Regions from separate parts of the Mus musculus genome. Here all the other regions are linked to region 3. The links are chromatin loops, found by intact Hi-C in ENCODE. Cell type or tissue: gastrocnemius. All regions are shown on one strand. Region 1 overlaps Ttf2 (transcription termination factor, RNA polymerase II). Region 2 has its middle 7.5 kb from the start of Ttf2. Region 3 overlaps Igsf3 (immunoglobulin superfamily, member 3). Region 4 has its middle 7.4 kb from the start of Gm32803.

Evidence for each region. A loop is a pair of places that touch in the nucleus more often than their neighbours do. Peaks named below come from ENCODE experiments on the same cell type or tissue, not always from the same donor. Only the 100,000 strongest peaks of a DNase experiment are listed, where the experiment ranks them.
Region 1: it touches region 3 in a loop (2.8-fold over the local background); 32 of 42 quality-filtered maps call a loop at or near these places.
Region 2: it touches region 3 in a loop (4-fold over the local background); 30 of 42 quality-filtered maps call a loop at or near these places.
Region 4: a loop joins it to region 3, with 15 times the contacts of the local background. A loop is called at or near these places in 33 of 42 quality-filtered maps.

Annotation. Positions count from the first base shown.
Region 1 is chr3:100,961,287-100,966,286 of GRCm38, reverse strand. It overlaps Ttf2 (transcription termination factor, RNA polymerase II), which reads left to right. Exons shown (of 23, transcript NM_001013026.2): 4 at 2,162-2,231; 5 at 2,820-3,734; 6 at 4,472-4,586; 7 at 4,854-5,000. Among named protein-coding and RNA genes, the nearest start is that of Ttf2, 5.9 kb to the left of the region's middle. In gastrocnemius, a CTCF peak has its summit at 2,048 (motif pointing left); a DNase peak (open chromatin) is centred at 2,035.
Region 2 is chr3:100,974,678-100,979,677 of GRCm38, reverse strand. No RefSeq gene overlaps it. Among named protein-coding and RNA genes, the nearest start is that of Ttf2, 7.5 kb to the right of the region's middle. In gastrocnemius, no CTCF peak of the experiment used is centred here; no DNase peak of the experiment used is centred here.
Region 3 is chr3:101,460,568-101,465,567 of GRCm38, reverse strand. Igsf3 (immunoglobulin superfamily, member 3) reads right to left here. Exons shown (of 11, transcript NM_207205.2): 11 at 2,508-5,000. Among named protein-coding and RNA genes, the nearest start is that of Gm40109, 45 kb to the left of the region's middle. In gastrocnemius, a CTCF peak has its summit at 3,117 (motif pointing right); DNase peaks (open chromatin) are centred at 3,483, 3,649, 4,474, 4,753 and 3 more places; H3K27ac peaks cover 487 bases.
Region 4 is chr3:101,301,501-101,306,500 of GRCm38, reverse strand. It overlaps the pseudogene Gm10355. Among named protein-coding and RNA genes, the nearest start is that of Gm32803, 7.4 kb to the right of the region's middle. In gastrocnemius, a CTCF peak has its summit at 2,212 (motif pointing left); DNase peaks (open chromatin) are centred at 1,259 and 2,214.

The DNA.
Region 1 (5,000 bases), 500 kb after region 3:
AGAAGGCAGGGGTTATACACACATGATGGTTTTTATGTAATAGTCTATGTTTTAGAATTTATGTGTTCTAAGTCTCTGTCCCCAATCAAAGGCTATCGAAATACTTGGCATCCTTGTTAAAAAAAAAAAAAAAAAAAACTGACCCTAAGTTTGTGTCCGTGCCTGAGGTGGTTAGTTTTTGTCCGTTGCTTCATTTACATGTTCTGTGTGGTTGTTATATGAAATAGTCTGTCTTCCAGCTTCTTCAAGATTGTGCTGGAAATGTGGGATCGTTGTGTTTGCATATCAAATATAGATTCAACCTCTTAAATTTCTACAGAAAACTCTGTTGAGGTTGCATAACTTACACAGGCAGCTTTGAGAGAACAGACATCAATATTGGCTTTTCCAGGCTGTGAGCACGGTGCATAGTACAACTTTAAATTTTTCTCTCAGTGTTTCTGAATAATTTCCATTATGCAGCTCTTACACTCCTTTTCCAAAGTGTATTCCTCTGGTTATGTTTCTGCTGCTGTTGTAAATGGAATGTTTGTCGTTCTGTATGTAGGAAGGGGGTGTGTGCCTCTGTATATTTGTATATGTTTGGATGTGTGCGGGTGCTGTGTGAGGCCAGAGGTTGGTGTTGAGTGAGTCTCTTGGTCACCCTCCACTTCACTTACTGACCTTGGAACTCACCTGTTTGCAAGCCTCGATAGGTGACAGCTTGTCTTAGGGACACTTTGCCTGTGCCTCCTGAGTGCTAGGATGACAGGTCGGCTACCAAACCCACCTGTATTTTAAGTGGGTTCTTTGGTTTTCACACTTGCAAGGAAGCACTTTATTCATTAAGACAGCTCCCTAGCCTATAAATGTGATTAAAATAGATAGATGGGGGGGGGGGAGAGAAATTGATTGATTGATTGATTGATTGGGAGAGTGATTGTTTTCTGTTAGTAGAGTCAGGCTGGCAAATCTTTATTAGGTTCAGTCCTGTTCCCCTGACACTTAAGATCACTTGTCTCTTGATACAGAAACACCAACCTCTATAGGTGGTAGATAGCAACCAGTGGCTTTCTAATTTGCATTAAAAGAACCATGGAGGTTCAAAAGTGGAGACTGAGGAAAAGTGCTTTGAGATAATAGCTGCCAAAGAACTGAGCCGCATGGCACCTTGTTATCCTGTGCCTTCCATGCCCGACTGCAGTAGTTGGTCTCAGTAGCTGGTTTACAGGTGGGTGTAAGTCTGCTCTTCGAGAGGTTGGGAAGGGAATCTGAGTTCCAGTGGTTGCTGGGATTCAAACCCAGCTCCAGCCACTGAACACAGCTGCTTTCTCTGAGTGACAGCTTGAATTGAGGTGGTGAGGCTGAGTGCAGTTAGGCTGAGAGAGCTGGGACGGCATGCCATCGCCTGGCGGTACGTCCAGGGTGTACCTTGCTCCATCTCTCATCTGCGACAGCGATGGTGGGGCTCCAGAAAGACCCTAGGTTGTGAACAGTTAGCTGTGTGATACCATTTGGAGTTTGCTAGTATTTCTTGTATGTTTAGCTACTTCCTTTTTCAGACAGTATTGTGGCCCCTCTTCTGGCGCACACAATATCTGGTTATCCTTTTTCTGTTTGGCAGCCATTGCTGGTCTCTCTCCTTTGTCCTTCATACAGGGAAAAAAAAAGAGTAAACCAGGGCATCCTTTCGGGTATCATATCATTTTGATTCTTGACTTCCAGCCCTAAAAATGTCCTCTGCAGGGGCTGGAGTGATGGCTTAGATACGCTGCTAGCTGTGCAAGCATGAAGACCTGAATTCAGATCTTCAGCACCACGTAAAAACCAGGGGTGACCAGCTAGGGCTGTGGTGAGGCCTGCCCCCTCCTTCTCTCTCTCTCTCTCTCTCTCTCTTTCTCTCATTACGAGTTTAGATTGATGCTTAGTGGTTAAGAGCACTTGGTGCTCTTGAATAAGCCTTGGGATTCTGTTCCCATTACCCATAATATCATGCAGTGCACAACAAAATTGCAGGCCTGAATCGAATTCCAGGGAATCCAGTGCCATCTTCTGGCCCCTTCAGGCACTACATGTATAAATGCAGGCAAGATGCTCATGCGTACACAAAATCAATAAAAACCCGTAAAAGATGAAGCTCTTTAACATTTGTACCTTAATTACCTGTTTCATACTCCATTAGGCTGTTCTTCCGATGTGCTAGAACCAAGGCGGAGGGGAAGCAGTGGTGTGGAAACGTCCCATGGCGGCAGGTAGGCATTGCCCATGTGTCTTCCGCCCACAGAAAGCACCCCAGTCTGTAAGATTGCTGCTGTCCGTCACACTGCCGCTAAGCGCCCTGAAGGGTTTTGTGGCTGCTCATTCAAAGAGCCACTGCTGTGGTCAAAGTTTGATTACTTACCTTCTGTTTTACACAAATGTCTTCCAGTGTCATAAAAGCAGCCAGTATCCTCCTACTTAGGGAAGAAAGACTAACAGCCTCATCTTTTTTTAGATCAGTATTGACTTGATTTTGATATAAGCTAAATGTAATGCCTCGGTTCCTAGACTATAAAAGACTATATATATATATATATATATATATATATATAGACTATAAAAGAGGCCCTATTCTTGTGTAGTACATGGGGACTTGATCTGGGGAACAGGCAACACTCGTAAATAGAGAAATCCACATTGTGGCTGTGGATTCCTTGTGAATTTGGCATTTTTCCTTTTTAAATGCAGAAGCCATACTAGGCACGGACTGTACTTACTGTGTTTCCCTTTCCTCCAAAAGGACATTTTAGATACAAGGCAGCCCTATTTTATATTATAATGTCTATTTTCATTATCTATAGGATCCTAACCCTAAAGAACTCTCTGTAACCAGTAAGCCTCAGCAGCCATCTGAGTCACAGCTTCACTCTCCCAGCCAGCCGAGAAACCCATTTAGGGTGCTTAACAAGAATCAAAAAACACTCGAACGAAAACAGTTTGTCGAAGAAGGTGAGAGAAAGACAGCTGATAAGAAGCTGAGAGAAAACAATGAGCAGCTCTTGGATCAAAGGAAAGAACAGAAGCCCAAATCTAACAGCAGGATGGAGAAGGACCCCTCATCTGACCTGGTGGCAACTAGACAGTCTGGAGGTGACAGGGAAGAACAAGAGAAATCAAAGTTCCAGCCCAAAACTAAGAAAGCTGAAGGAATGGCTTCCAAGCAAGGCCATGGAGAGGTGCTTCAAGGAATACCCAAGGGTCCTCACATGTCAGAGAGTGAGAGTCGAGGGGTCCCGAACAAGCCAGAGACTCTGAGAGAAAAGGAAACCCAGCTTTTGGTGCCAAGTGTTCCTGGTCAGAACCCAGAAAGCAAGGTCCAGAAAGAGGGACACGTCAGCAGGGAGCCCCTCAAGAACGGGGAGGCCCCTAGTGCACAGGTCACCCAGAGGGGGCTCGCTCAGGGGCCTCTCCAGGGACCATCCAAGACTTGGAGGCCTGTTCCTGAAGCACCAGCAGCACCTGAGCTTTGCTCGGGAATGGCCCACCATGCCACCTCCAGCAGTGAGGACAGCGAAGATGATGGTGTTTCCAGTAGGCCGGGGTCCCCACTTCTCTTTGACTCGACTGTGGACTCACAGAAGAAGGGGAGCCTTCAGCATTCTGACCAGAGTGTGCAGAGACAGATGCCTGCTGCTTCAGGTGTTTCCAAGAAGGGAGATTCCTCTGACCCAGCAGCCCAGCGTGCAAACCTAACAACACAGCTGAAACAAAAGAAGGTGAGTCTGCAGTGTATACTGCCCTGGCAGAAGACCCCAGTTCGGGTCCAACACCCATGCCAGCTGGCTTCAAACCCCCTGTAACCTCAGCTCCAGGGTTCTGACAGCCTCTCTTCGCCTCGGCACCTTCACTCACATTTACATACTTATCCACAGTTTCTGTGCATACAGATACACATAATGAAAACAAACCAAAACAGCAGGCCAGTCTTGACTTGTGCTTTGTCTCTAAGGCAGTGGTTTTCAGCCTGTGAGTTGGAACCTTGTTGGGAGTCAATTGACCCTTTCACAGGGATTGCCTATGACTGTCAGAAAACAGACATTTGTATTATGATTCATAGCAGTAGTAAAATTATAGTTATAAAGTAGCAGTGAAATAATGTTATGGTTGGGAGTCACCACATTATGAAGAACTGTGCTAAAGGGTTGAAGCATTAGGAAGGATGAGAACCACTGCCCTAGGGTCAGGGTGTTCCTGTGGGCAGCTGGGAGCTGCTCGCAGAGTTGAGTACATTCCTGAGAGGGCTTTCTAGGGGACTGCTTAATACCTGCCTTTCCTGTGTAGACGTAGGCTTAGTGTGCTAGCTCGGATCTTATTTTGCTTTTTAATCCTGGTTTTTACATTCATAATTAGAAGATCATTTTGAGTTTTGTCATAGTAAGCCAAATTTAAAAGTTTGAAGCTGTCCTTTAATAACTTGAGAGGCCAGTTGTGTTTGACAGGATCTGTTTTTTAGGGTACCCTGGCTGCAGTGAACATCCAGGCTCTCCCTGATAAGGGTGAGAAGTTGCTTAAGCAAATCCAGGCTTTGGAGGACGCACTCAGTGCTCTGGCTCTCTCCCCAGAACAAGGTATGATGGGGTTTGCCCTAGAACTCAGTGTTTGTGAACGTGTCAGACACATTCCGAGAAAGGTTGAGTTCATTTTTTCTGCCTTATTGTTGGCTTCCAGGCGTTCTCCTAGTGATATGTGCTGGTGTTTGTCACAGCGCTCCTGCACGCTGTGCTCTGAGAACAGCTGAAGCTCAGGCTTCTCTGGGAGCCTCCACGGGCTGCATTTGCTTAGGGTCTTCACTTGCTTGTCTCCCTTCAGTCTGTTTTCCCTTGTGTGTTGAACAGGAACTAAAGAGAAGTGCAGCGCTCAGGAACCAGAGCAGAGCAACATCACCAAAGCTGCTGCTGCCCCTCTCCACTTGGTACCTCCCCAGCCCCTTCCCAGGCCCCTCATCCAGCCTGCAAGCTCTCTAGGACTAAAGGCAGGCCGCC
Region 2 (5,000 bases), 490 kb after region 3:
GGGTAAGAAGACAGCAAGCTTTTAGGAAGAAGACCTTTAGATATCCTGAACTGTAGAGGCAGCAAGTGTCACAGAGCTTAGTGGCCTGACTGCCTCCCGGGCACAGTAGACAGGGTCTGCTGTGCATGGAAGCACAACTGTTAGGCTTCCAGTTATAATGAGGTGTAAGGTCAGCCCAGGAAACAGGGTGAGGAAGTATTAAAGAGGAAGCGACGAGAGGCGGGCTGGACCGAGTGGTTCAGGTGGGCTCCTGCACTGAGGTTCGTAAGGAGGTGGCCTCAGATCTCATCAAAATATCGAGCTCTTCTCACTGAGTGCATGCAGCAAATCCCTTACTTAGAATCTTCCCACCCCACATCCAAACGCATACAAACCTCAGAGAATACCAAAAAGGGCCCGGAGGGGGAGGCAGACAGAGCCAGGAGCAGGAGGGATAGACGTTGTGACCAAATTGATGAGACAGGAGGTGATGTGGTTGAATGAACCACCAGCCCTAGTATATGGCAAGAGCTTTGTCCTGAAGAGCCATTTTCCTCTGTGGCTGTTTCCGGAGCCAGTCACCAAGAAAAAGCCAAGACAGACTAGCCTCATTTCTTTGACTGTAAGGTTTTGAATGCTGATCAACAAAGGGACAGCAGCCATGAATGACAGCACTAGATTCAACACTGTGACTCCATTCTTGACTGAATGACTGTGGCATCATGTTTACCTGGAGGAGTGCTCTGCCTGGCTCAGCAGTTTTGTAGGCAGCACCCCCGAAGGGACGGAGGGTAGGCTTGTCAAGTGTTCAATGGGGAGACAGTATTAATAAGGCAGCCCTGAGAAATAAGATTCAAAGAGATCTGGACCGGCTATAAGTAGACGGATCAAACAAACAAGATGAAATTCGGAATCCATGGTTAAGTTCAAGCAAATTACATGCACTGGGTTGGTTTTTTTTTTTTTTTTTTTTTTTTTTTTTTGAGTCCATGTGTGAAAAATGAAAGCTGTGGTGTTGGTTGATTGCATACTCGATAAAAATTACTAGCATGACATATTTGCTATAAAGAGAGAGAGGAGAAGGAGGAGTCACATAATAAGCTGGTCAGAACCAAAAGAAAAAGGAGCTAACGATCCCACTGTGCTCTCATTGAAGATGCCTGGGATGAAGCAAATCTCCCTTGAAAACCATCACTAAGGGGACCACGGGGGAGAGAATCGCAGCAGCTGGGACAGCTTCTCTGGAGGAAAGGACACGCGTGCAATATGCGAAGAGGATGGACTGGCTTATTAGAAATTTTAAAGTGATGCTAGAAAAGACTTGCTGTGCCCTGGGTAGCCTCACATGACAAGAAGGCAGTCACTGCCGACAGCACGGTTTCTCCTCAGCAGGCAGGAGAATTCACTGATATGTGATAATAATAAAGAACCGGTGGTGACCAGGTCTCTTTGTGCCATATCCATTAGGGATGCTGTGGAAGGGGCTGGCAGGCAAGATAAGTGATGCTAAGGTTCTTCCACTCTCGTTTTATCCACCCATGCGGCAGGTATATATTGAGTTTTCACACCCTGTGCTTAGCACGAGTGCTGAGCACAAGTCTCTGATCTTGGCACTTACGCATAGTCAGTCCATGGAAGAGACAGAGGATGATCAGACACACAAAGGACTTCGTGCTCAGTGCTGGGTGGGAAAGGAATGGGACTCTCCCTGAAAGAACAGCAAGGAAGGTGCTCTGTGGCGATGCACAGTGTGGCTGACGTATGCTTGGGCTGAGGCCTCATGGGTGAGAGGCTGGACCCTTTGGAAGAATTGGGAGAAGCAGTGGGGATGGATGGTAAAGAGTGACCAGAGCCTTAGGGTGAAGGAAGGCTTGGCATTTGGAGAGTTGAGGGCGGATGGGGTAGGCACGTGGAACGCAAGAGACAGGAGGGTAGCAGGGAGGAAGGAGAACTGGACTGCGCCAGATCCTATGGACCCAGGGGGGTTTATATCTGTCTTCAATTACTAGAGAGCCACCGGGGAGTTTTGCTTGGGGAAACAAGAGTCAATCATGCTTTCGATGGTTGGTATTTCTTGAATATATCTTTTGTTTTTGAAATACTGTTTATTCTTTGAAGATTTTATACACTTATATAATGTATATTGACCATATCCATCCACTACCACCTCCCTCCAACTCCTCCTACCCCCACCTCACCTCCCTCCCAACTTCACGTTGTGGTTTTGTTTTTTTTTTTTTAATTATTAATACTTAGGAGGCCAACTTGCACTGCCTATCTGCACATGAGCATGGGACTAGCCCCTGGAGTATGAGCAACCTTCCAATGTCCTCATAGGACAGTGACTTCCCTCTACAGTAGCTACCAACTGTCAATAGCCTCTCTGATGAGAGCAGGTCCTCAGCTTCCTAGTCCCAAGCTATGTTAGACCTTTGACTGTCTCAGTCATGTAAAGGTCCTGCATAGGTAATCAGCTGCTATGAATTAATACATATAACAGCCATGACATGACCAACCTCAGCATCTCACAGATCTCCTGATTCATTGCCTATTCCTTCAAGTTCCCTAGACCTGTGCACATACCCAAAGGACTTCTCTCCTACTCCAGAGATAACTACAGATTCGTGTTCCTTGAGGCTCAGGTCACCATAGCTGGGCGATTGAGTCACTCAAGACGCCTTTCATGACACATGGATAAGAAAAATGCATCACACACGCACGATGGAGTATTACTCAGTTGAAAAGAATGAAATCACTAAATTTACAGGTAAATCTATGGAACTGGAAAAGCTACAGTGAGTGAGGCTACCCAGGTCTAGAAAGACATGTTGCATGCTATCTCCCACGTGTGGATTCTGGGTGTTTAACGTGGAGTGCATGTGGAAGCCAGGACACTAGAAACGGGCCACTGAGGGGTGAGCGCCTTAAAGGAAGATGGATAGTGAAATATGGGTGAAATGAAGGCAGAGGAGGGGAAAGGTTCAGCATAGGGGAGGTGGGGGTGGGGACAGTGCATGCAAAGCTACTATGATCATCTAACCCAAGACAACCTTTCCATTGCTCCTGGTTGCTCATCATACCCATGTCTGTCCATATTGCTGAAGGTGATACTCACTTCAGAGGCAGGGCATAGAGAAATCAATCTCGGACTGAGCAGGAAACGTTTTCCCTCATTGCTGAAGTACAACACAATCAGGCGGTACGTAGGCTGCTGCAGAAGAAAAGCACCAGTGGTGCTAACTAGCCCCAGCCCCAGCCCCAGCCCCAGCCCCAGCCCCAGCCCCAGCCCCAGCCCCAGCCCCAGCCCCAGCCCCAGCCCCAGCCCCAGCCCCAGCCCCAGCCCCAGCCCCAGCCCTAGCCCTAGCCCTAACACCAGCACTGGTCCCAGCGGCTACAGTGCCAACCTGCCCGGAAAGATGTGCATACTGGGGAAAAGTGTGGCATGACCAACTGCTTTCTGATCAGATCTAAGGCCCGATTCACAGGAAAGAGTTCATGACTGGTGTGGCAAACCTAGTCAAAAGCCATGGTGGGAGAATCATATACTCTAGAGGAGAACCCACTACTGTTGTTTTGCAGAATGGCCATCTTGCCGTACTGCACTGTAAACATTTGTTTATAGTCACAGACATGTGCTGCTCGCAGCTTTGGTCAGAGAGGCTTCTTTTGTGCAGTGGGTAATGGTTAACACAGACTCATAACTAACCTAAGTGCTGAGTATAAACAATGGAGCGCTCAGCTATGGGTGAGCATTTGCTCTGAAATAAAATAGTGCAATGCAGACTGCTCTATTCCAGCTCCTAGGTGAAGCCAGGAAGGAGCTGTGGGGTGCTATCACCAGATCTGTGCAGGTTGTCTCAGCCACTAAGAACCCAGCATCTGGAGGGGCTCAGAGGTGGTTAATCTTCAGAACTTGGGGTAACACATTCCTTCTCAACAGGAGAACTTAGCCTGTGCCCAAGTGCCATGTGTTACCACCCAGAGAAAAGGCAACTTGGGGCAACTGTGTATACAGCCACATCAGCCTTCTCATCCTGGTGTGTGTGTGTGTGTGTGTGTGTGTGTGTGTGATGATTATAGCCTTAGGGAAGCAGCGAGGAGTACTCCTGCATACTAAAAACATTAGAAATTAGGGTCAAGAATCAAGCTAGAATTAAGTAAAATACCTAATATGGAGAGAGCAAAAAGGAGAAAGGACTTAGCTTAAGTATGAAATTAGATAGAAAACAGAGGGTGGGAGGAAATAGAAAGATCCAAAGAAGAAAGGATTAATTACAGGACGGGGTTAAACAGCCAGGCTGAGAAGCACGCACATATAGAAGATTATGAAAGAGACAGACATGTTATCCTAAGGCCACTCTATGGCAGTGTAATGAGATTACATGGGAATAAAAATGGGGGAGGGCACCCCAAATCCTACCATCTCATATAAGCATAATCATTATGATTCTGGTGCACTCTCTTTGTCGCATCTCCCTGTGCACTTGCTTTTAATGGCATTTTTGGAGTTTTTAAATCATAAGAGCGATACATGCTAGTTGTACAGAGTAGAACAGCAGAGATCTGCCAGCTAGCCTTCCCAGAGGGATAGAAATAGAGCCGTGTAATACAGAGCTTTAAAAGTTTATGGTTTGATGTCTCAAAATATTGGCATGACTACAGTCGGAGTACACAAACAATATTGATGTGTTCCACTGTTCCATTCTAGTTTCTCTGATGTCCTTGGGGTGGACCACTGATACACTAGACAGTATGGCTGAATCTCAAAGGCATCACGTAGGGAAGCAATAGACATGCTCTGTGACTCCATTTATAGATGCTCAGAAGGCAACGTTTTGAAGATGGAGATCATTAGGTTGATCTCATTTTCAGGACCATAAAAATGGTCTTAAACTGTGGGGAGGGGCTTGGAGAGGGCACAGCTAGTGAAATTCTTGTCACATAAGCACAAGGACCTGAGTTAGGATCCCCAGCGCCCGGAGAAACCAGGTGTGGCTGTGCATGCAGACACATGGATCCCT
Region 3 (5,000 bases):
GCCAGCTGTGACCTTCCAGTCCCTGCTCTGCTTACACTCTCTCCCATTCTGAGTAGACAACCAGTCCCCTGCCTCTGTGCCTTTCATCCCCAGCCACTGCTCTGTGCACAAGCCCCACAGCATGTCTTAAAAGCCAACAACATTTTTCTTTGTCCCCAAAACACCCAACATTTATCCTTGGTTATATGTGCCTAATAAAGGCAACTAGACCTGGGGGGGGGGGGGTGTCAGGCTGGGACTATTTCCCCTAGACAGCTGTGTCCATGGGGCTGGTCCTGAACTGACACTATGACAGGACAAAGGTGTCATTCCATATTCTCAGACGTGCACCCTCGGATCCTTTCTCCTCCCTGGCTGTCCCCGTTCCTGCAGAGAGAAGTGTCATGCTTGACCCTGCACAGCTGAGAGAATGAGGGAACACTTACTCTGTGAGCAGGACTCTCTGCTGTCCAGACAGACACCAAGCATGTTTGTCAAGTTGTGAACATGAAGCATGCATTTTGCCATCATCTTCCTGACCGTCAGGTGGGGGCCCAGTCACGTAGGCATGTGATCTATGTACCACGTCTCAATTTGGCCTTAAAAGCTTAAATGTCTTTCTGCCAGGGAGTTCCTGGGAATCCACTGATGCCCTGCCCCATGAAGCCTACTTTACATCACCTGTAGATCCTGGGAACCGGGCAGGTGCAAGGTGTGGCTCAGAATGTGAGAAAATAAATTCTCTCCCCCATCCTTGACAGTCAGAAAGGCAGGAGGGGCCAGACTGCATGTACCAGGCAGCTGTCAGAACTTTGCCTTGGAGCTAGGAAAGGAACAAGGACCAAGTCTGGGGGGGTGGGGCTTGGTAAGCATGTCACCTGGCTGGACATAACTGGATTGCCGGCTCCGTCTTCACAGTGAGCAAGCTGGCTTGGAGAAGATAAATGGCTTACCCGAGACGCAGTGAGGGGCTGAGTCTAAAGGCTCCCCCTTGGCCCACACAGGAATGGACTGAGATGAATGGGGTTCTGGGAACGAGCTACAAGAGCTGTCTGTACAGGCAGAGGCAAGCCGCAGAAAGGACGGCGCCATCTCCCGGGGTGGGGGGGAAGTGCCTTGGGTCATGGTCTCCATGTACTGGCTGAGGATGGACCTGTTAGACCTTCTGTGTACTCTGACCCGTGAGCAGCGCCAGCTCCTTCATTAGGAGATAGGCCATGTTCTCACGAAGCACCTCAGGATGGATGTGCCGACGGGCCCTGCCTAGCAGACATCATGAATCAGAAGTGGCTTCCGATGCCCCATAATGAATTCAGCAGAGAGCCAACGAGCTCCTTTCACGCGCCGGAACGGTCTCTACTTCCCTTTCTAAAAGGATTGCTTGGTGTGCGTGCCTCCTGTGACTGGTGTTGTGTGGTCCAGCTGTCCCTTCTTGTCACTGTGGGTAATTGTGGATGAGAAGGTTAAGATGGCCCAGGCAGCCCAGACGACACTTTGTGGCATGCCACTTTGTTGCCCTGGGCTTTAGTTTTACCAAACACTTGGAACTATAAAGTATAGGGATGTGGGACATAGTGACAGACACAGCCCTTTAAGGCCCCACACACAGACGGTCATTTTCATCATACGCCTCACAGGCAGGTACATGTTCACTTAACCAAGGGCTTAATAGGGGTAATCTTACTATACAATACTCTACTTCCCTTTTTAAAATTTAGCTCCTGGTAGAAATAGGGCATTCTGGGTGGAGGGAATCATGCATAACAGGGAACCATTTTGTGGGTACCCAAGAAATAAACAGCCATGTTTTCACCTCATAAGCAAAAATAACACATTTAAGACTTAACGTGGAACCCTTGTGGGCACCTGAGGGATAAGCAGTTGCAGTTTTAACTTGTGGCTAAGCAAGCAAGCAGCTGAAGGTAGGTGATAAGAAGAACGCAGCAAATAGGGCTGGGTGCAGAGGACAGCATAGGGCTGAGCCTTGGGGATGCGGGATGGAAAAGGGAGGTGGAAGGGAGGGAGGGGTAGGGAGGGGAAAGGAAGGGAGGGAAGGAAGAGGGGGGACCTCCTCTACTTTCTGCCTTCTGTCCCCCCTCCTCTGCTTGTCCTATGAACTCCAAAGACCCAACTAAGTGTGGTCACCTCTAGGGCTTGCAATATTCCAATGTTTCTCAGTTGGCATCTGTCAATCACCCACAGTAGTAACTGGTGTCCAAGTCTCACCACCTGGACTGTCCATCTCCTATTCTCATGCCTGTTGTCCACTTCCATTCATGAGCATTAGCGGGGCTTGGGAAGGGCAGTTGGGTCTCGGCAGCAGAGGCCCTGTGAGCTGGAAGGCTATTCTCACTGGTGTCTTCTTACCCCAAATTTCCCACCAAAGGAAAACTAGTCACATAACCCATAGCAAAGCCAGCTTCCCAGTCTGCCTAGCAGGCCCGGGGGGCACCTGTGTCACAGCTCCAGGGCTGCACTCTTAACTGGTAGGTGTAGAGTTGTGATACATTTCAGCATGTGGCAAAAGTGTCTTGAGAAAGTTTTTTTTTATCATTTATACAAAAAAACATAATTTAGGTTGGGTGAGGGCATGCATAGAAAAGCTACAGCGTGTAAAACTTGAATCTGGTACATCAGTGCCAAGAGCAAAACTCCAGGCCACCCACTGAGCACAGTCCCACAGCAGGAGGTGGCTGCTTCAGTGAGGGGTAGGAGGCCATCAGACTCCAGAAAATGTAAACAGCGTATTGTCAACATAATTTACTACAGGTCTCTGCAGTGTATATAAAACGTCTTTGTGCAGTGGCTTACAAATAGCTTCTCCTTTAAAAAAAAAAAAAGAAACAAACCAACAGTTCTCTACTTCATGCACGGATAGTCTTCTTACCCCATCTCTGTCTTCAACATGAACGCAGAGACACCATTGTTGGAAACAAATATGAAGACTTGCTACAGAAACACACCGATGAGAGAGGGTGTGGTCATATAGTGTCCTGGGACAGGCCTAGCACAGTGGAGATGCTCATAAATGTGACACTGGAGAGGACAGATGTCAGGAGTCTCTCTTGAGTACTCTGATCTCGGAGGACAAAAGCCTCAACAGACAATATGCAGTGAAGCCTTCTAGCCACTTGAGGGCGCCATCACCATTTATCCGACAACACATGTCCATAGACCCAGCCACAGAGAGGTCCTGAGGGTTTTGGATTTTTCTTTTTCTTTTCTGTTTTTTTGTTTTTGTTTTGTTTTGTTTTGTTTTCATAGAAAGCTCAGAGTTTAAACTTTGATTGCATACCCCAGCCCTGCAGAAAATACACGCAAAAAACGGTTGTTAAAATACTGACATAGATTTCTTTGCTCCTTGCAAACGTCCTGCGGTTGCTTTGCATATTTACTTGAGTCTTCTGCTGCTACAGAGCTGATCTGAAATCTTAATCCAGGCCAGCCCTCTGGCGTCAATCTTCCCTCATTGACTCAGCCTAAAACTCAGGAGTCAGCAACTACCCACCAAGAGCCCACACCCATGAATCGAAGGAACAGAACAAAAGACATTCTTTCTTCGTGACTGAGCCAATTTGGTCCCTCTGATGTGTTCGTGCAGCAAAAATGAGAATCAGCAGGGCAGGCACAGGAGGATTAAGGTGGCGCTGCCTGGACACTTCTCAGAGAACAAGAGGGCCAGGAAGGATTGTCAGGCTGCATCTTGCCTCCTGCCCTCTCTGCTCAGCACACGGCCCACACCTAGCAGACTCCTCGGAAGGATCCATAACAGCCTGGCCCAATGACCTGGAAGTCCTGCAGCCTTTGTGTTGTCTGTTTATTCTCAGGACAAGGCTTTGCAGAAATCACTCCTTAAATTTACTTCCACAATCCTGGGTACCTTTTGCCAAGGGGCTCTCTCTTGGGACTCAGGATGCAAATTCCCCAGAGAAGATGTGGCCACTGAAGGATGGGGAAGAGAGGGGTCACGAGACCCTCAGAGTGACAAAAGGGAGGATTTACAATTGATGAGGCTCCAGGGCAGCTAAGCATCTGGCTTAACAGAGTGGAGGCAGTGGAGTTCAGATTTGGGGGCTGAAAATTAAAAGCCACCAGTACAACCAAACAACATAAACATACACGCGCGCACGCACACACACACACACACACACTCTAACAAAGGAAAGTGACAGCTCCTGTTCTGAGTTGTCTGCTGAAAGCAGGGGGACAACAAGAATGGCAAAGGGCTGTGCCTGGTCCTATCCGAGGACAATATCTCCATGGCACTGAGATTCGGGAAGAGCTGCGATGGATAAGGATGCCCTCACCGTCTCCGAGGAAAGGCTCACTGGAAGGAAGACAGAGGGAAGCACTCCTCCAACCTCTCAACCAGGCTCTAAGACGCCCTCCCACGCTCCACTCTGCTAAGCTCAGTGTAGCAGCTCAGCACACTCCACTGGGCCTGTGCACAGGGGCCACTTTGGCCATAATGCTCCCTCCACTCAGGGCAGCCCCTTCAGGCTTCACTAGACATGTCCCCTTGAAAATTTGGCAAAGCACCTACAGAAGAAAGCTACCTGCCCAGGGGTAAGTCAAGAGACCAAGCTTGCCAAAGCCAAGCCAACAACCACCCGTCCCCCCCTCATCCCCAGTCATTGCCTTTGATCAGGGCAACCCTCAGAAACTGGGTGCCGCCTGGAGCCCTTGACCCTTCCTTCAGGTTGGCTCGTTTATTATTATTTTTTTTTTTTTCTTTTTTGGCAATGATGGGACTGAGCCTTTTTGCCTCCCTGACGGACTGGTTGGCTGGCCACCATCTGCTCCTAATAGGGTCCTGCAGGGTTTCTTCTGCACATGTGCAGTCAGTCCTTTGAAGCGAAATTCAATGCTTTCATCTTGACTATAAAGTGGTTCCAACAACTCCGGCTGAAGGAAGAGATAAGATACAAATTGGGCCCACGCTACACATATTTTTCAAGTCTTGCTAAGAAAGTAAAAAAAAAAAAAAAAAAAAAAAGAAAAAAAAAGAAAAAATGTTTGGG
Region 4 (5,000 bases), 160 kb after region 3:
TTCTTTCTGCTTCTTCCCTGGATGTAAACATAAGACACTTCCTCTGCAGAAATAAACTTGCTTTATGAAGAAAAAAAAAAAAAAAAAAAAAAAAAAAAGAAAGCCTCGTCCCTCCCTAGCCCCTCCCTCGTTCAGAACCTCTCACACAAAGCCAGGCCTGCTTTCTGAGGCATTGCTCCCAGGGACTGAAACGCGGGCGCATGGGGTATTCGAATAGCTGTCAACGTTGTTCCGGAAGAGATTTTTTTTTTCCCCTGAAGTTTCCTTCCAGTTCTGACACTGTGTGATTGATTGGTTGATTGTCTGCCTTCTCATGGTGTTTTACCAAGTCAACAACTACTTTTTACTTCTTTGATCTTGACTATTACCTTCACCCGTTCCTACTGGGAAAGAAAAACAGTTGGCCAAAAATAACACGGAATGACAGTATTCATCATGTTTCTTATTTCTGTGACCAAATATATGGCACAGGCAACTTGAGGAAGGGTTTGTGGGCTGAGGGATACAGTTCGTCGGGTGCGGGGAGGCATGGTGGCGGAGTGTGAGGCGGCTGGTCACACTGAACCCACCATCAGAGAGATGAATGCTTCTTCTTTTCCCTATTTTTTGGTACTGTGGGACCCCAGTTGATGAGATGAGGCCACCCCCATTCAGGGTGGGTCACTCTTCCTCAGTTCTACCTCTCTGCTAATGACCTCAGTGTCACACCCAGAGGTGGACCTTCTAGGTGATTCTACATCTGTTGAGGTTGACAGTGGAGAAGTACCACCATACCGCCCTACATGCATAGTAACAGGGCTTGGCCTCAGGCCTGCCTGTCCTGGAAGCTGCTCACCTTCCCAGCTTCCTTTGAGTCCCTGCCCCATCTTCGTTCTCCTGGTTCCAGCTCTCCTAACCTTAGCCCCCTTTGCCTTGCTCCTCCAGCTGTTTGTCGCTTGCCCTTCTGCCTTGGGCCAGTGCTCTTTCTTGGCTTGGAGAAGGTTCATGCCCCTTCCACCCCTGTCATCCCAGGCAGGTGGCACTTGAGACCCCTTGATGCTACTGACAAGATCACATCTGCCTACTGTAATCTTTTCTTTTGTAATGTAATAAAAAGAGGTGGGTTGCCCTGACAATTGAATTAAATCTATTCCTAAAATTCTCTAGCAGGGAACAGGTGAGTGTTTTAGGCCCCTGGAAGCCTGTGCTGGGATGACTTAGAGTGGAAAGCAGACTACTCATGTGCTGAATGCCAAGCACTGTGGGTGCCTCTTGCCCTTCACAGATGGGCCTCCTGCTGCCTTGAAAGGCAAGCCTTTTGCCGCCTGTCAAAACTCTGGTCATTCAGCAAAAGCATGCACAGAGACCTTTAGAAGCCTTCACGGTCTATGAGGATGGAGTTTCTCCTTCTTCATAGTTGAGCCTCCAGGGCACCTTTTCTAAACACCCACCATTAATGCAGGCACAGCACCATGGGGTGTGTGCAGGCACACACACACACACACACACACACACACACACACACACACACACGTTTGTCCTTACTTTGGCATCTAAGCCCTTGTTACATGCATATCTTTGCATGCCCACTCCCTGTCATAGTACCTGGTAATATTAGCACCTTGCAAGATCCAGAAATAAACTTTTTGGGGGGATCAAAACCCATCTAACCAGTCTGTTCACCCAGCATGCTCCTGGCTTGCTATTCTTCCTTCAATTAAAAAATAGTAATAATAAAGACATCCTTGTAGGTGTGCTTTAGGTAGGGAAAACCCCAAGAGAGGGTCCTGGACTCCCAGGTGCTAATGAGGAGGAAGGGATGAAGGGGAGAGAAGGGCAGAAGGGACCACACTGAAGACCGGCTGGACCTTCCTCTCTGCTGAAAGTTGGAGAGTAGCTGGAAGTGGAGGGGTGTGAGGATGGGTCATGAGAGTTCCATGCTCAGGCTTTTACTGCCGTGCACAATTATCCGACAGAAACAATTTCGGGAAGAGATGGTTTATTTTGGCACAGGTCTCAGAGGGATTTCAGTCTCCTGTGGTGGGGAAGTCATGGCAGCTGGCTGGCCACTCTACTACCTCCGGAGCCTAAGACAGAGGCTTCTCACAGGTGGAGACCAGGAGGCAGAGCTTGCAGGCCGGAACTGTCAAAGCCTGCCTCTAAGCCTTTCAGTCTTAAGGACAGATTCCGACAGCCAGGTCTCATTAGTTTAAGGCGCTGAGACCTTCCAAACAGCGCCACCAGCTGGCAAGAGGAGCTCACTGCAGAGCCTGCGGGGGGAGTCATTTCACATTCAAGCTCAACTCTGTTGCTTAGCTTAAGAAAGTTGGGCCTCCCCTCCCTCCCTCCCTCCCTCCCTCCCTCCCTCCCTCCCTCCCTCCCTCCCTCCCTCCCTCCCTCCATCCCTCCATCCCTCCTTCCTTCCTTGCGTCCCTCCCTCCCTTGGCTCCTTGAGCTCACCAGCTTGAGCCAGTGTAGGCCAGGACTGTTCCTGGAGCCCGTGATGTGCTTGTGTTCTGGAATGCTTGAGAATCAAAGCAGCTAGCTAGCTTGTCCTCCTGGTGTCTACGCCACTTCCCTCAAGTTGTGCTTAGTTTTTAATTGCTCCATTTCTTCCCTTTGTTTTCCTAGTTAAAGGCCACCAAAGAGTGGAATTGGGCATTTCAGCCGTTTGTGGTCACCGTTCATTTCATGGTCCTGTGCATTTATTAACTCTTATTTCCTCTCTATAATCTCCCTTTCCCCCTGATATTTGTAAAAGCGCATCTTATTCTCCTTAATTGCATTGCTGGCATGATCTAATTCCTATTTTCCCCTTCCGTATCTTTGCTTTAACTGGCGCTACATTCCCTGTTTTTCTCCCTTTCTCTTTGCAGACACAAATGTTATTTCTTTCCCTCCAGATCTCCTTCAGTCTTCAGGGAGATCATGTTGATTGTATTTTGCTTCTCATTTAGAAAAAGTCCCCGACTGAATTTTAATTATGTGTGGGTCCCTACTTGCCCAAAAAACACCCAGCCCCAGTCTAGAGTCAAACAAAGTGCTCCAAGTCCCTCTGTAGCAGGGGCAGGCGACTCCTCTGAGTCCCTCTAGTCCCTCCCAGGGGCTTCAGGTCCCTCCAGTCCCTCTGCGGCAGGGGCAGGCAGGCGACTCCTTCCGGTTTACTGCCTGGATGGAAAGCTGAGCCTGGGGCAAGGAGGAAGAAAGGAGGCTGCCTGTCTGATGGCTTCCTTTCAGCTGCTGTGCACAGACTGGGGTGAAACTAATGACAGAAAGATCTAGATGCCCAGCGGGCTCTGCCTGGTAGATAATTAGGTGTTCATCGGCAGTGACGAGGTCACTCAACTTCCCGTTTGTTGGTAGCAGGTCTGAGCATCCATCTGAATGCTGGCCATTTTGCCATCTGTGACTCAAGCCACCACAACCCCAGCACCCCTGTGTATTTTGCCCGTCCCCTCATTTGGCTCCTATCTTCTTCTGTTGTGACCCCATGGCTACTTGTGTATCTCTTTTACCTATCCAAAATTTAATCCCCCTCCTTACTCTTTTGCAACATAAATGAGTTTTGGATTCCATAGTCCCCATGGCTATTAGCCTGGCTACCTGTTATTCTACAAACATCCGTACTCCCATCCCCACTCTTCCTTCAACCCCCATGTGTGACAACCATCAGTTGACACCACATTGGACATCCCCATTAAACACCCCAGGCCAACATGAGCATGGGGTGGCCATTCATCCTCCTCCCTCGATTGACACCTCTGGTTTCTCTCCTCATTATCTCTGCCTCCCTCCCACCCGCCAAACCCACTCGCCACCCCTGTCACCTAGCCTTAGGGAAGCTGACTTTGTCTGTAATCTAGGAACCACAGGTGAGGATCAGACAGAATATAGTCAGCAGGGTTCTATCCTCAAACTATCCTCCTTGGGCCAGGGTGAGCATGTGACAGATTCGGGCCAACCCCACTCAAGAGGGCATTATTGCGGACATCTAGAACAAAAAGCTTCTATTTTGTAAACATAAAACAGCTCTCACCTCAGAAGGAATAAAAGATAATTTGCCAGTCTAATATCTAATATTGGTGACCATGGCCTTGGGACATGGATTCAATCAGACAGTCTTGGACAGTGTGTTCTAATGAATGGAAATGGTTTCATAGTTACCAAAAAAACAACAACAACAACAACAAGCCATAGGTCAATGTTGAACACACTGGTGGAAGTTCAAGGCATATTCTAACAAAACAAGTACGTCTCTGTTCTAGGTTTCAGATGTTGTCTGAGGTCATTCTTATCTTTTGGGCTGGTATATGCTAGCAAACTATTAATTCATTCCAACCTGTGTCACCAATAGTCGAAGGATGTGAGGCCAGAGGTGAGCACTGAATAACTATTAAATGGACTGAAGATAGCCCAATATAAATTAGTCCTGGATCTGTAACATTGCAACTCACCACAATCTCGGGCTTCTAGTCAATTTATCAGCCATATAGAATCCGTTACACAGGTGTGGCTGCCCCACTCTACCCTCCCCAGGAACTTCAGGTCGCATTAGTCTTCTGAGAGAACTTCCAGACAGGTCTGAGCTGACAGTAGACATCTTTAGCACCATATGTGAAGAGCTGAAAATGAAGTCAGAGTAGAATACCAATAGACACGGGAGAACAGAGCTTTGATCTTACCGCCTCCACTCATGTCATGCTTGAGCCCCACCCCTGCATCTCATCCACAGGCTAATCAGGCCAGCACCACCTCTGACCCCAAGCTCTCCCTACATCTGACCTCACCCTCCTAATCCTCCCACTCAAACCCCATAGTAACCTGCATAGGGGTCTCTCTGCCTCTGCCAAGTCAGGCTTGAAAACCTGAAGTCACAGGAGACAGCTACTCTCCTCAGAACCCTAAAGACACTGCAAGAGCAGTACCCCAATCCTCAGCACCTGGCTGCTCCCCTCTGAGCAACTCTCCTAATTCTGCATCCTGTCAGCTCGCTCCATCCCCACTGGCCTCTTAGCTCCTGC